Regions from separate parts of the Homo sapiens genome. Here region 1 is linked to region 2. A link is an interaction called in ENCODE POLR2A ChIA-PET data of the cell type or tissue named here. Cell type or tissue: Caco-2. All regions are shown on one strand.

What was found. ChIA-PET counts read pairs that join two places held together with the same protein. Peaks named below come from ENCODE experiments on the same cell type or tissue, not always from the same donor. Only the 100,000 strongest peaks of a DNase experiment are listed, where the experiment ranks them.
Region 1: POLR2A ChIA-PET joins it to region 2 with 6 read pairs; 3 of 35 experiments call an interaction of 5 or more read pairs at or near these places.

Annotation. Positions count from the first base shown.
Region 1 is chr7:100,779,903-100,787,902 of GRCh38, forward strand. ZAN (zonadhesin) reads left to right here. Exons shown (of 48, transcript NM_003386.3): 36 at 4,721-4,932; 37 at 6,095-6,239; 38 at 7,987-8,000. Among named protein-coding and RNA genes, the nearest start is that of EPHB4, 44 kb to the right of the region's middle. RefSeq lists an enhancer at 4,823-5,322. In Caco-2, no CTCF peak of the experiment used is centred here; no DNase peak of the experiment used is centred here.
Region 2 is chr7:100,645,491-100,653,490 of GRCh38, forward strand. ACTL6B (actin like 6B) reads right to left here. Exons shown (of 14, transcript NM_016188.5): 5 at 4,548-4,645; 6 at 3,239-3,333; 7 at 3,066-3,172; 8 at 1,954-2,043; 9 at 1,733-1,794; 10 at 1,481-1,595; 11 at 1,261-1,341; 12 at 1,061-1,156; 13 at 759-845. Among named protein-coding and RNA genes, the nearest start is that of ACTL6B, 7.0 kb to the right of the region's middle. RefSeq lists enhancers at 3,833-4,379, 4,380-4,924. In Caco-2, no CTCF peak of the experiment used is centred here; DNase peaks (open chromatin) are centred at 4,531 and 7,676.

The DNA of each region.
Region 1 (8,000 bases), 130 kb after region 2:
AAATTTTTTTTGCTGGGTGTGGTGGCTCACGCCTATAATCCCAGCACTTGGGGAGGCCAAGGTGGGTGGATCACCTGAGGTCAGGAGTTCGAGACCAGCCTGGCCAACATGGTGAAACCCCATCCTACTAAAAATACAAAATTAGCCGGGTGTGGTGGCACATGCCTGTAATCCCAGCTACTCGGGAGGCTGAGGCAGGAGAATTGCTTGAACCTGGGAGGCGGAGGTTGTAGTGAGCCGAGATCGCGCCGTTGCACTCCAGCCTGGGCAAAAAGAGCAACACTCCATCTCAAAAAAAAAAAAAAGTGTCTTTTAGTATCTTGATAAAGTTGTGCAACCATCACTACTATATAACGCCAGAAACTTTTACAATTTAAAACAGGAATTCAATAGAGTTTTTTTTAATAGGTAACACATTTGCAGGATTCAAAAACGTATAAAGTATTAAAAAATTTAAAATACTTTTAAAGTATTAAAAGATACCCAGTAGGTTGGGTGTGATGGCTCATGCCTATAATCTCAGCAATTTGGGAGGCTGAGGTGGGTGGATTGCTTGAAACCAGGAGTTCGAGACCAGCCTGGGCAACATAGTGAGACCCAATCTCTACAAAAAATTACCAAACTAGCTGGGTATGGTGGTGCATGCCTGTGGTCCCAGCTACTTGTGGGGGTGAGGTGGGAGGATCACTTGAGCCCGGCAGTGAACTGTGATTGCATCCCTGCACTCAAGTCTGGGTGACAGAGTGAGACTCTCAGAAAAAAAAAAATTCTCCCCAAAAAACAAAAAAAGATACCAGTGTACCGTCTCCCTCCCACCCTCACCCCATGGGCCTGGTTCATGTCTCAGTATTTTTCCCAAGACCACTTATTTATGCATATATAAACAAATTCAAATTTATATTCGTGGCTGGGTGCAGTGACTGACACCCGTAATCCAAGCACTTTGGGAGTCCAAGAAGGGAGGATTGCTTGAGGCCAGGAGTTTGAGACCAACCTGGGCAATATAATGAGACCCCCGCATCGCTACAAAAAAATTAAAAAAACAAAAGACAAGAAAACTATATGCTCTGTGCTTTTGGAGTTTTGCCAATCTGAGAATTGAAAAACAACGTCTTATTATTTTTTTGCCAGTGTTTCATAAGAAGGTTTATTTTATTTATTTTTTTATTTTATATATATTTTTTGAGACAGAATCTCGCTCTGTCACCAGGCTGGAGTGCAGTGGTGTGACCTTGGCTCACTGCAACTTCCACCTTCTGGGTTCAAGAGATTCTCCTGCCTCAGCCTCCCAAGTAGCTGGGACTGCAGGCACGCACCACCACACCCAGGTAATTTTTGTATTTTTAGTAGAGACAGGGTTTCACCATGTTGGCCAGGTTGGTCTCGATCTCTTGACCTTGTGATCTGCCTGCCTTGGCCTCCCAAAGTGCTGGGATTACAGACGTGAGACATCTCAACCGGCCAAGAAAGTTTATTTTTCTTTAAAACACTCTCGCGTTCCAGGAGCAAAGCAGAGGTGCAGGGGGTGCTGCAGAGCTTCTCAGGGCCAGTGGAGGCAACATGAGCACAGCAGCCTGAGCTGGCTGAAGGGTCAGGGTGAAAGCAGCACACAGGTCCCGTGCAGAAGGGGGCCGCTGCTCAGCTGCCCCACAGCTGCTGGGCATCACTGTGGGTCCAGTGTGACCAGATCCTCTGATTTTTTTTTTTGAAAGAAGCTATAAGCCTGAGTTTTTATTTGACATTGCTATACTTTTTTTTTTTTTTTTTTGAGTCTCACTTTGTAGCTCAGGCTGGAGTCTATGATCTCGGCTCACTGTGACCTCTGCCTCCCAGGTTCCAGTGAATCTCCTGCCTCAGCCTCCGAGTAGCTGGGATTACTGGCATGTGCCACCACACCCAGCTAATTTTTGTATTTTTAGTAGAGACGGGGTTTCACCATATTGGCCAGGCTGGTCTTGAACTCCTCACCTCAGGTGATCCACCTGCCTCAAGCCTCCCAAAGTGCTAGGATTACAGGCATGAGCCACTGCACCTGGTCATGAAAAATAACAAGACTTAATTTGAGTTTTTATTATGAGTGAGATTGGACATTTTTTCATGTACTTAGGAACCCTTTGAATTTCCCTTTCTGTAAACTATCTGCTCTTATCCAGTCACCATTTTTCCATTGAGTCGTTGGTCTTTACTGAACTATTTCATGGAAGTCCTTTATCTGTTATGGAAAGTAGACCTTTATTAGTGCTCTGAGTTACACAAAGTTTTCCAGTCCTTTTTGTTTTCATCTTTTGACTTTTTTTTTTTTTGCCATGCAGGACAAAAATTTTTATGGGGTCAAATATATTAATCTTGTTTTATGTCTTCTGCATCTTGAGCAATAGCTATAAATGCTAGCCCCACAGAAGCTACAAAAGAGTTTGCTGATTCTTTGCTCTAGAAATTTTGTTTGTTTGAGACAGAGTCTCACTCTGTGGCCCAGGCTGCAGTGGCACGATCCCGGATCACTGCAACCTCTGCCTCCTGGGTTCAAGCGATTCTCCTGCCTCAGCCTTCCGAGTAGCTGGGATTACAGGCACCCACCACCATGCCTGGATAATTTTTTTGTATTTTTAGTAGAGATGGGGTTTCACCATGTTGGCCAGGCTGGTCTCAAACTCCTGGCCTCAAGTGATCTGCCCGCCTCGTCCTCCCCAAGTGCTGGGGTTACAGGCGTGAGCCACCGTGTCCGGCCTGCTCTAGAACTTTTATGGTTTCATTTTTTTATATTTAAGTGGGTTTTTTTTGTGTGTGTGTGTGTGTGTGTATTTAAGTTTTTGACCCATGAAGATTTATCCTGATGTGTAAAATGAGGTATGAATCAACTTTGTTTTTGTTTTTCTCCAGAAGGCTAGCCAGCTGTTCCAATATTATTAAATGACTAGTCTGTCTTTGCGCAGGGACTGAGATACCACAATTTATCATATACTAAATTCCCATATATATTTGGATCCATATCTGAGCTTTCTCCTCTGTTCTGTCGGTCCATCTGTATTTGCATGTAGCAGTAACACAAAGTCGTAATCACTGAAAATTTAAAATGAGCTTTGGGCTGGGCGCTGTGGCTTACGCCTGTAATCCCAGCACTTTGGGAGGCCGAGGTGGGCGGATCACCTGAGGTCAGGAGTTTGAGACCAGCCTGGCCAACATGGCAAAACCCCATCTCTACTAAAAATACAAAAAATAGCTGGGCGTGCTAGTATGTGCCTGTAATCCCAGCTACTCAGGAGGCTGAGAAAGGAGAATTGCTTGAACCTGGGAGGTGGAGGTTGCAGTGAGCTGAGATTGTGCCATTGCACTCCAGCCAGGGCGGAAAGAGCGAAACTCTATCTCAAAAAAATAAATAAATGAATAAATAAAATAAAACAAAATAAACGACTTATGGAGGGCCATTCACTACTGATGGCTCTTTTTTTTAGGGAGTTCCTGGCTTTTCTGGTTTGCTTATGTCTTCAGCTCAACTTTGAAATCATCTTGTCCTATTAAAAGCACACACATATATAAAATACTTTTGGTGGCTGGGTGTGGTGGCTCATGCCTGTAATCCTAGCACTTTGGGAGGCCAAGGTGGGAGGATCACCTGAGGTCAGGAGTTTGAGACCAGCCTGGCCAACATGGTGAAACCCCATCTCTACTAAAAATACAAAAATTAGCCAGGCATGGTGGCACATGCCTGTAATCCCAGCTACCTGGGAGGCTGAAGTAGGAGAATCTCTGGAACCAGGGAGGCAGAGGCTGCAGTGAGCCAAGATCATTCCTGGGTGTCAGAGAGAGACTCCGTCCCTGCCCGTCCCCCGCAAAAAAAAAAAAAAAAAAAAAAAAAAAAAAATATATATATATATATATATACACATATATATATATACACACATATATATATACATATATATATATGTATATTTTATTGAGATCACATTAAATGTGTACATTCACTGAGGCAGAACTAACATCACCATGTTGCTGAACCTTCTTATCCATGAACATGGTATGCATTTCCATTTGTTCACACTATTTTTGCTTAAGGGCCTTTCTTTAACTCCCCCAACAGAATTAATACCTCCCTGCTCTGTGCCTCCATCATGCCTTGTATGCTCTTGCTGTCAACACACCTACTGATCATACACATCAAGGTCCTGCTGCCGTTGCTGTTTGACCACCGTCCTTCATGCTGGCTTGGGAGAGCCATTCTTGTTCCTTTTTTTTTTTTTTTTTTTGAGACAGTCTCACTCTGTTGCCCAGGCTGGAGTGCAGTGGTGTGATCTTGGCTCAATGCAACCTCTGCCTCCCAGGTTCAAGTGATTCTCCTGCCTCAGCCTCCTGAGTAGCTGGGACTACAGGCGCCCACCACCACGCTTGGCTAATTGTTGTATTTTTAGTAGAGATGGGGTTTCACCATGATGGCCAGGATGGTCTCGATCTCCTGACCTTGTGATCCACCCACCTCAGCCTCCCAAAGTGCTGGGATTACAGGCGTGAGCCACCATGCCCAGCCGCTTTTTCCTTGCTTTCCCCCAAAGCCTGGCACATAACCCATACTCAGTAAATGTTTGCTGAATGAATAACAAAAGAACAAAAAAAGCTCCCCAAGCCTTGTTGGTCATCCACCCATAGCTTGGTTTGTACAGCCCCTGCCCACCTTGGCCCCCTGTGACCCTCTCCACTGACCCACTGTCTCCTTCACCCACAGCTCTGGAATGCCCTGCCTACAGCAGCTACACCAACTGCCTTCCCTCCTGCTCACCCTCCTGCTGGGACCTGGATGGCCGGTGTGAGGGCGCCAAAGTCCCCTCTGCCTGCGCTGAGGGCTGCATTTGTCAGCCCGGCTATGTGCTGAGTGAAGACAAGTGTGTCCCCAGAAGTCAGTGTGGCTGCAAGGATGCCCATGGTGGCTCCATCCCTGTGAGTGGGCATGGGAAATGGGACTGGAGGCAACACAGCTTGAGGGCAGTGCTTTCTCCTTTTCTCTGCCTCTCTCAGCCTGGGATACCCATGACTTACAGCTGGCCCGGGGGTGTGAAGGCTGGTGTGAGTGGCACATTGATCTCCAGCCAGGTCTGGGCTGATGGCACATGGTTTGGGTTTTGGATCTGAGGAATCCAAACAAGCAGCACATGGCATGGTATAGTGGAAAGACCATGGGCTCATTTCAGCCTAACCTAGGATTGAATCCTGATGGTGCCACTGATGAGTCAGATGACCTCTGTTATATCCGTTTCCTCATCTGTAAAATGGGTTCAGTAGTACCTCCTGCACAACATATGTAAGTCACCAAGCACAAACACAGTGCCTTTTTTTTTTTTTTTTTTTTTTGAGACGGAGTCTCCCTCTATTATCCAGCAGGCTAGAGTGCAGTGGCATAATCTCTGCGCACTGCAATCTCTGCCTCCTGGGTTCAAGCCATTCTCCTGCCTCAGTCTCCTGTGTAGCTGGGATTACAGGCAAGCGCCACCACAGCCTGCTAATTTTTGAATTTTTAGTAGAGATTGGGTTTCACCATGTTGGCCAGGCTGGTCTCGAACTCCTGACCTCAAGTGATCTGCCCGCCTTGGCCTCCCAAAGTACTAAGATTACAGGTGTGAGCCACCACACTTGGCCTGCACAGTTGTCTTTTGGATGACCAAATGACACTGTGGCTGCCTCTGGCCAGCATCAATTAAGCCATTTAGATGGTGGGCCAGGCTGCTGGGGCAAGAGGAAGGAGAACTGGCCCTCCCCTCTTCACTCTTTTTTTTTTTTTTCTTGAGACAGAGTCTCGCTCTGTTGCCCAGGCTGGAATGCAGTGGTGCGATCTTGGCTCACTGCAACCTCTGCCTCCTGGGTTCAAGCAATTCTCCTGCCTCAGCCTCTTGAGTAGCTGGGATTACAAGTGTGTGCTACCACACCTGGCTAATTTTTGTATTTTTAGTAGAGACAGGGTTTCACCATGTTGGCTGGGCTCGTCACAAACTCCTGACCTCAGGTGATCCACCCGTCTCGGCCTCCCAAAGTGTTGGGATTACAGGCGTGAGCCGCCGCGCCCAGCCCCCTCCTCACTCTCTTTCTCTTCCTGTAACTTCTACAGCTGGGCAAGAGCTGGGTCTCCAGCGGTTGCACGGAGAAGTGTGTCTGCACGGGAGGAGCCATTCAGTGCGGGGACTTCCGATGCCCCTCTGGGTCCCACTGCCAGCTCACTTCCGACAACAGCAACAGCAATTGTGTCTCAGACAGTAAGGGGAGCGACCGGGGAGGTTGGAGAGGGGAGCACCTGTGGCCAGGGCGGAGGTGGAGGAAGAGGCAGGGTGGGAAGGGGCTTAGCCTGAACCCCAGCACAGTCAGGGGTTGGGGCGGGCGACTGGATCAGGAGGCCTGGCCTCCAGTTTAGCTCTTGCTAACTCTGTGGCCATGTGCCAGGTCCTGATCCCCTCTGGGACCCTCCACCTGCAGGGCAAAAAGAGGGGACTGGTCAAGGAGATCCTCCAAAGTTTTTCTTTTCTTGTTTGTTTGTTTTTTGAGATAGGGTCTTGCTCTGTTGCCCAGGCTGGAGTGCACTGGCACCATCATATAGCTAGCTGCAACCTCAAATGCCTGCAATCATGTGATCCTCACATCTCAGCCTCCCAAGTAGCTGGGACTACAGGCATGGACCACCACACCCAGCCAATTTTGCTATTTTTTTTCTAGAGATGGGGTCTTGCTATGTTGCCCAAGATGGGCTTGAACTCATGGGCTCATGTGTTCCTCCTGCCTCAGCCTCCTAAAGTGTTGGGATTACAGGCATGAGCCACTGTGCCCGCCCCCTCTAAGGTTTTTAATCAGGCCAGGAGATAGAGAAAATTGAAGATCAAGGATCCAGGGAGGCTGGGCATGGTGGTTCATGCCTGTAATCCCAGTACTTGGGAGGCAGAGGTGGAAGAATCACTTCAGCCCAGGAATTTAACACCAACCTGGCCAACATAGGAAGACCCTGTCCCTACAAAAAATTTTAAAATTTTAAAAAATTAGTTAGGTGTAGTGGCTTGTGCCTGTAGTCCCAGCTACTCAGGAGACTGACGCAGGAGAATTGCTTGAGCTCAGGAGTTTGAGGCTGCAGTGAGCTATGATTGTACCACTGCACTCCAGCCTGGGACACAGAGTGAGATCTTGTCTCAAAAAAATAAAAAAATAAAAATAATAATAAAGGGCCTCTAATTGAATGTCAGTAGGTATTGAAAAAAAAAAGTCTAGGTACCGGGCTTGGTGGCTTATGCCTGTAATCTCAGCACTTTGGACTTTGGGAGGCCAAGGTGGGAGGATTTCTTGAGGCCAGGAGTTCAAGACCAGCCTGGGCAATGTAGTGTGGCCATTTCTAAAAAAAAAAGAAAAAAATTAGCTAGGGGTGGTGGTGCGCACCTAAAGTCCCAGCTACTCAGGAGGATCACTCGAGACCAGGAGGTGGAGGCTGCAGTGAGCTATGATCGTACCACTTGTACTCCAGTCTGGGTGACAGAATAAGACCCTGTCTCAAAAAAAGAAAAAGAAAATTAAAAAAAGAAAAGAAAGGATCCAGGGAGCCTGAGCCTAAGAGGGTGGCCACAGGGGATGCCACCGTGGGGGAGGGACTCTGGGGACTGTCACACCTGGGCAGGGTCCCTTCTCAGTCTTTTGTTTTGTTTTTTGTTTTTTTGAGATGGTGTCTTACTCTGTCTCCCAGGCTGGAGTGCAGTGGCGCGATCTCGGCGCTCACTACAACCTCTGCCTCCCGGGTTCAAGCAATTCTCTTGCCTCAGCCTACCAAGTAGCTGGGATTACAGGCACGCACCACCACACCTGGCTAATTTTTGTATTTTTAGTAGAGACAGGGTTTCACCATGTTGGCCAGGCTGGTCTCAAACTCCTGACCTCAGGTCATCCACCCGCCTTGGCCTCCCAAAGTCCTGGGATTACAGGCGTGAGCCACTGCGCCCGGCCCCTTCTCACTGTCTGACTTCTTGGCAGAGTCTGAACAATGC
Region 2 (8,000 bases):
GGCAGTCTTTCCAATCATGCCTGCATTGCCACATCACTCCCTTGCCCCAAAACATCAGGGTCTCCCCTCTGCTGACTGAGCACAGTGGGTGTATCACCAAAATCTCATCCTGACCAATCTCTCCAACTACCTGTCCCTCTACTCCCAATTTTTTTTTTTTTTTGAGAGTCTTACTGCGTCACCCAGGCTGGAGTGCAGTGGCACGATCTCAGCTCACTGCAGTCTCCGTCTCCTGGGTTCAAGAGATTCTCCTGCCTCAGCCTCCTGAATAGCTGGGATTACAGGCATGCACCACCATGCCTGGCTAATTTTTGGATTTTTAGTAGAGACAAGGTTTCGTCATGTTGGCCAGGCTGGTCTCGAACTCCTGAGCTCAAGTGATCCACCCGTCTCGGCCTCCCAAACTGCAGGGATTACCGGCATGAGCCACTGTGCGCAGCCTCTTCTCCCCAGTTTGTAAAAGTAGAGATGGGTCTTGCTATGTTCCCCTGCTGGGTTTTCAACTCCTAGCCTCAAGCCATCCCCCCACTTCAGCCACCCAAAGTGCTGGGATGACAGGTGTGGGCCACCATACCGGGCCCCTGCCCCCCGATTTGTGTCCTGTTCACCCTTCTGGGAACATTCATTGACTGACATTTCTCAAAACTAAATGTTTGTTGAATGAATGAATGAACGAAGAGGCAGTCAAAGTGGCGGGCACTGTCTGGGTCTCCCCTCTCCCCCACAGTCAGTGCTAGGCCAGGTCCCTTTCCTCTCACCAGTGAGGCCAGGATGGAACCCCCGATCCAGGGGCTGAACTTGCGCTCCATGGTGCTGTTGCTGGCAATGAGTTTCAGTCGCATGCTCTGGGGGTAAAAAGGGGCTGGGGGAAGCAGACACCTAGGTTCTGGGAAGGGACAGGGCTTGGGGGAGAGGGGAAGACTTGGGAAGCCACAGGGGCAGGGGTTCTGCTCTGGTGGCCAGAACAGAAGGAAGGACATGGGAAGGATGAAGGGACTCAGTCCTGGACAGCTGAGCCAGGACGGGTGTCCAGGGCTCTGGGTCAGGGGTGGGCTCCTACCGGTGGGGTCTTCTGGGAAAGCTCTCGATTGAGCCTGTCAGTGAAGCCCTGCAGCAGTGTGTTCCCGCCGGTGACAATGACACTCCCGTACAGGCCCTGAGAGCAGGGAGAAGGAGTGAGCTGCGGGGGCAGCCCCCCAACCCCGTCTCCCCACTTCCCCTGGGCCCCTTTGCCGAGCCTCAGCTCCGGCCTGGCCTCACCGGGCGAATATCAATGTCACACATGCCGATGCTGGTGGTCACCACGTGGCCCACACCCAACATGGTGTTCCCCGACAGGCCCTGCAGAGAGAGGTGACTGGGGCTGTGGGCTCTCTCCCCCTTCCCCCCAGACCCCTGCAATCCTTCCCAGCCTCCCCCACGCCCCAGGATCCAGGGACTGCAGCCAGCACCCACCCCAGTCCTCGCCACACAGCCAAACCTTGACGTTCGAGGGATCAAACAGGCCCTCAGGGATGCGGAGTCGCTCGGCGCCGTAGTCTGTATTGTAGCCATTGGGCATCTCGTAGTGCACTGTGGGCATTTGTGCAGCCACCCTACCCAGAAGGGAGCAGGACTCTGCCTGGGGTGCTCAAGAAGGATCAGTGCGTGGGCAGCACCAGAGCCCCCCAGCCCACCCCAAGAGTGCCGGTTCTGCCCTCTCTCCCACCCCAAAGCCCTGAGCCACACTCACTGTTCATCGTAGGGGGAGTCTGAGACCTGCAGCACGGAGGCCTGGAAGTCCTGGATCACCTCCTGAAATCCCAGCGGAGGTGGTGAGGGCCTGCCTTCCCCGTGAGCAGCACCCCCTGCCCCGCTCCCCCTCCCTGCTCCCCCTCCCATGCGGGGCCTCTGTCCCGCCCCCGATTCATGGCAGGGGAGGGGGGTTTCAGGTGGCCCTCTCCAGAGGCTCACATTACACATGTAGTTATGCCAGGACTTGGAGACCTGGGGTAGCTTCTCCTTCTTCTTCCAGTTTGGGGGGGCACCCTCCCGGACAGGCTCCTGTGGGGGCACAGTGTAGGAACACCCTTTCCTAGCCCACCTGACCCCCACCCCCACCTTCCTGGCACTGTTCCCAGCTCTGCAGCTACCTGGCGCTGCAGGCTCTGCTGTGCTGCCTGCAAGAGGGGTTTCTCACCCTTCCCTGATGGAGAGGAGAGAGAATGGGGCATGCCTCTCTCTCCATGTGTGCCTTTCATGCGGTGGGTGCAGCTGATCTGGAGAACACCAGGAATACAGCAGTGACAGAACCTCAAGGGAATGGCCTCCTAGGGGGTCATGATCCATGTGAGGGCACGGAATGGAGCTAAGCACACAGTGTCACTTCATACTCACAGCACCCTGGCTACTGCCTACTGCCGTTCCACTTTACATAAGACAAACCTGAGGCCCAGGGAGCTTTGATATCATGCTGTTGGTCACACAGCTCTTTTTTTTTTTTTTTTTCAGATGGAGTCTCACTCGGTCGCCCAGGCTGGAGTGCAGTGGCGCGATCTCGGCTCACTGCAACCTCTGCCTCCGGGGTTCAGGTGATTCTCCAGTCTCAGCCTCCCAAGTAGCTGGGACTACAGGCATGCACCACCATGCTTGGCTAGTTCTTGCAGTTTTAGTAGAGACGTGGCTTCACCATGTTGCCCAGGCTGGTCTCGAAGTGAGCTCAAAGCGATCTGCCTGCCTCAGCCTCCCGAAGTGCTGGGATTACAGGTGTGAGCCACCATGCCTGACCGGTCCTGCAGCTCTTGCACGGCAGAGGCAGAACTTGAACCTGGGTCTATATTGGACCCTAGAACCCACCACACTGGCCCTCACACATCCTGCTGTCTGCCAGCTGGTTTCATGACCTCAGCATATCCCTCAGCCTGTCTGGATTTCGGATGCCTCGATTATAAAAGGAGGAACTGGAGCCAGGACCCACTGGGGAGCCTGCTGCTCTCTGCTCTGATATCTCATGTGTCAGAGGGTTGACGGCCATGGGGCGAGTGGCCAGGACTCTAGTGGCAGCTCCATGTCCCCAGAGGCCCCACCTTGGCTGCGATCATGTAAGGTGGGATGATGTCAATGGCCATCTCCTGGAACAGCTCCCGGCACTGCATGGAGATGAAGTCCCCTGCCAGAGGGGACTTGACGATGCCTAGAAGGAAGGCACTGTCAGGACCTGGTCCTCCTGGAGCACCCCCACCCCCTGCCGAAGCCCCACCTTGCTGCAGAACGTAGCCGTCATGTACTGGAATGGCCGTGGTGTGGGTGGCTCCACTGTCCAGCACGAGGCCAGTGGACCGCCCGTTTGCAAAGCTGGCATCGGATGGGTAAGTCAAAGAGACAGCAGCAGCAAGTGAGGGGCCTGGGCCCAGATCTTGTCTGGTCACTCTCTGCTCTACCGGGGTCCAGCCCATCCCCAGTCTGCAAATCTCTCCCCCTGGTGATGACTCATCTCCTGGAGAAAGGCTCTGAGACCCCAGTTACTTCTTTTTTTTTTTTTTTGAGATGGAGTCTTGCTGTCTCCCAGGCTGGAGTGCAGTGGCGCAATCTCAGCTCACTGCAAGCTCCGCCTCCCGGGTTCATGCCATTCTCCTGCCTCAGCCTCCCGAGTAGCTGGGACTACAGGTGCCTGCCACCACGCCCGGCCAATTTTTCGTATTTTTAGTAGAGATGGGATTTCACCGTGTTAGCCAGGATGGTCTCGATCTCCTGACCTCGTGATCTGCCCGCCTCGGCCTCCCAAAGTGCCGGGATTACAGGCATGAGCCACCACACCCGGCGACCCCAGTTACTTCTTTAGTTATTTTTTTTTTTTTGAAACTGAGTTTCGTTTTGTCGCCCAGGCTGGAATGCAATAGCTCACTGCAACCTCTGCCTCCTGGGTTCAAGAGATTCTCCTGCCTCAGCCTCCCAAGTAGCTGGGACTACAGGTGCCCACCACTATGCCTGGCTAATTTTTCCATTTTTAGTAGACACGGGCTTTTGCCATGTTGGCCGGACTGGTCTCTAACTCCTGACCTCAAGTGATCTGCCCGCCTTGGCCTCCCAAAATGCTGGGATTACAGGCGTGAGCCACCGCGCCTGGCCAGCCCCTTTATTTTTGGTTGTGTCCTACAGATTCCCTGAAATTAGGGTCGCTATCACCCCAGTGCATAGCACAGGGTTCAATGCAAGGCAGATCCTAAAAACAGTCAGTGTTGAAGGAGTTCTTGGGAAGGGACTGCCGCAGTGTTCTACACGTCTCCCTCCTCTGTCCAGTTCCAGCCCCTACTCTCTCCCGGGCCCAGCTCACTGTCTGCTCAGCCTGATCCGGGGAACCGAAAGGGGCCGCTGATCTGGCCACCCCAGAGTCGGAGGTGCTCAGTCCACTGGGCCTTCTGCACTAGTGGGGCAGAGGGAGGTGTCTGCCCATTGGGACACTGATCTTCAGAGAACCAGGCCTGACCCTCCAGCTCATCACAGCTGAGCTCAGCACAGGCCCCACCCCAGCCCTCCACCCAGTCAGAGCAGCTCAGTCCAGAGGATACGCGGTGAGCACAGCCGTCTTGCATAAGAAGAAGGCAGGAATGTTGTACTGCTCGAACATCAGCTCTGTCAGCTTCTCCCGCTTGGCCCGTGTGTTCCACTGTGGAGAAAGTGCAGAGGGGGAGGATTCAGGAAGGGAGAGGCACAGACCCACATCCACGCACACGCAACCCACTCACTCACACATACACTCACGGTCACACACACACATCCAAACACTTGCACACACATACACAACCTAAACACTCACACATACACTCACGGTCATACACACATGCATTCACTTGCACACACACACACATACACTCAAACACACACACATACACTCACATTCACAGACACACATAAACACACACATGCATTCACACTATACATACACTCACGGTCACACATGCAAACACACTCACAAACACACGGTCAAACACATATATACTCACATTCACACACAAACTCACACACACACATACACATATATTCACACTCACAGTCACACACACATGCATTTAAAACATTTGCACAGGCCAGACAGGGTGGCTTACGCCTATAATCCCAGCACTTTGGGAGGCCGAGGCAGGAGGATTGCTTGAACCCAGGAGTTCGAAACTAGCCTGGACAACATAGTGAGATGCTGTCTCATTAAAAAAAAAATTTAAAGTAAGGAGCTTGTGGGAATTAAAACTACATGAACAGAAATGAAAAACTCAATAGAAGGATTGGAACATAAAGTGGAGGGAATATCTTGGAAACCAAAGGAAAAAGGTAAAGAGATGGAAAATATAAGAGAAAAGGGAATTAAATTAGGGGACCAATTCAGGGGGCAACAAAATCCAATAACAGAAAATCCCAAGAGAGAAAATGGAGAGAAATAAATAATTAAATAAATAATTCTTTTTCACTGAATTGAAAGACATATGTTTTCAGAATGAAGAGACATACTAAGTGCCTAGAGCCATGAATGAAAATACACCACACTGAGGATAAAGTAAAAATTCTATAAACTTTCAGAAAGAAAAACATTACATCAGAGGATCAGAAATCAGATGGTTTCATCCTTCTAAATGGCAACGATATATGCTGGAAGAAGGACAATGGAAAAGTGCCTTCAAGATTCTGAAGAATAATGATTTCTAACCTGGCATGGGATACCTAGCTAAGCTATCAACTCAAGGTGAGACACACAAAAGTCTCAAAAAATATACTTCCCATGACCTTATTTTAAATTTTTTTTTTAGATGCTGGGCGCGGTGGCTCATGCCTGTAATCCCAGCGCTTTGGGAGGCCAAGGCGGGCAGATCACCTGAGGTCAGGAGTTTGAGACCAGCCTGGCCAACATGGTGAAACCCCGTCTCTACTAAAAATACAAAAATTAGCCAGGTGTGATGGGAGGTGCCTGTAATCCCAGCTACTTGGGATGCTGAGGCAGGAGAATCCTTGAACCCGGGAAGCGGAGGTTGCAGTGAGCCAAGATCACGCCATTGCACTCCAGCCTGGGGGACAAGAGTGACACTTCATCTCAAAAAAAAAAAAAAGTTTTTTTTTAGATTATTATTTAATTAATTATTTTTTTAAATGGAGTCTCACTCTGTCGCCCAGGCTGGAGTTCAGTGGCATGATCTAGGCTGACTGCAATCTCTGCCTCCTGGGTACAAGCAATTCTCTTGCCTCAGCCTTCCGAGTAGCTGGTACTACAAGCATGCACCACCATGGCCAGCTAATTTTTATATTTTTGGTAGAGATAAGGTATCAGTATATTGCCCAGGCTGGTCTCAAACTCCTGGACTCAAGGCCTCCCAAAGTGCTGGGATTACAGGAGTGAGCCACTGTCTCTGGCCTCTCATGACCTTTCTAAGGCAGTTACTGAAGGACCTGCTCCATGAAAACAAAGGAATAAGTCAAGAAAAGGAGTCAAGTACAGGAAACAGGACTTCTAACCAGGACAGAGGCAAAAGGATTCTACAAGATGATGGTGAAGGAAGATGCCAGCATGACAGGTCTGTCCCCTGGCAGAGGGCTACTAGTGCAAACTGGACCAGGTCAGTGGGCTCCTGAAGAAATTTCTTCAAGAAATGAAATTGATGAGAGGCCAGGTGTGGTGGCTCACGCCTGTAATCCCAGCACTTTGGGAGGCCGAGGCCGGCGGATCGCGAGGTCAGGAGATGGAGACCATCCTGGCTAACACGGTGAAACCCCGCCTCTACTAAAAATACAAAAAATTAGCCGGGCGTGGTGGTGGGTGCCTATAGTCCCAGCTACTTGGGAGGCCGAGGCAGGAGAATGGTGTGAGTCCCAGCTACTTGGGAGGCTGAGGCAGGAGAAATGGAGCTTTCAGTGAGCCGAGATCGCACCACTGCACTCCAGCCTGGGCAACAGAGTGAGACTCCATCTCAAAAAAAAAAAAAAAAATACAAAAAATTAGTCGGATGTGGTGGTGGGCACCTGTAGTCCCAGCTACTCGGGAGGCTGAGGCAGGAGAACCCAGGAGGTGGAGCTTGCAGTGAGCCGAGATCGCGCCATGGCACTCCAGCCTGGGCAACAGAGCAAGACTATGTCTCAAAAAAAAAAAAAAAAAGAAATTGATAAAATATCTAATGGAATTGACGTCTTGACAAAAGATACAATTGATGAATGATTTAGGGTTCACACTGTTAAGTAGATAGAAAACCAGACCAAATATAATCAAACACAGGGCTGGGATGGTGGCTTACGCCTGTAATCCCAGCACTTTGGGAGGCCAAGGTCGGTGGATCACGAGGTCAAGAGATCGAGACCATCCCGGCCAACATGGTGAAACCCCGTCTCTACTAAAAATACAAAAATTAGCTGGGCGTGGTGGCACGCACCTGTAGTCCCAGCTACTCAGGAGGCTGAGGCAGGAGAATCACTTGAACCCGGGAGGCGGAGCTTGCAGTGAGCTGAGATCGCACCACTGCACTCCAGCCTGGTGACAGAGCAAAACTCCGTCTCAAAAAAAAAAAAAAAAAAAAAAAAAAAAAAAAAAAAAAAAAAATTGAACACATTTTTTTTCCAGTTCTAGGAAAACAAAAAGTTGCACAAGAAAGGAAAGGTGATCATGGTGTATTGCCTGTCTCAGGCCTGATTAGCATACATAGTAATAGGAGTGTAAATATTGGGCTGAGCACAGTGACTCATGCCTGTAATCCCAGCACTTTGTTAGCTGAAGTAGAAGGATCGCTTAAGCACAGGAGTTTGAAGCCAGCCTGGGCAATATGATGAGACCCCATCTCTGCAAAAGATTCTCTTAAAATTATTTCTAATTTAAAAAGAATGTAAATACTGAATACTGATTTCTTTTAAAGTCTAAAATACAACTGGGCTGGGTGTGGTGGATCTCGCCTGTAATCCCAGCCTTTTGGGAGGCCGAGGCGGGCAGATTGCTTGAGCCCAGGAATTCAAGACCAGCCTGGACAACATGATGAAACCCTGTCTCTAAAAAA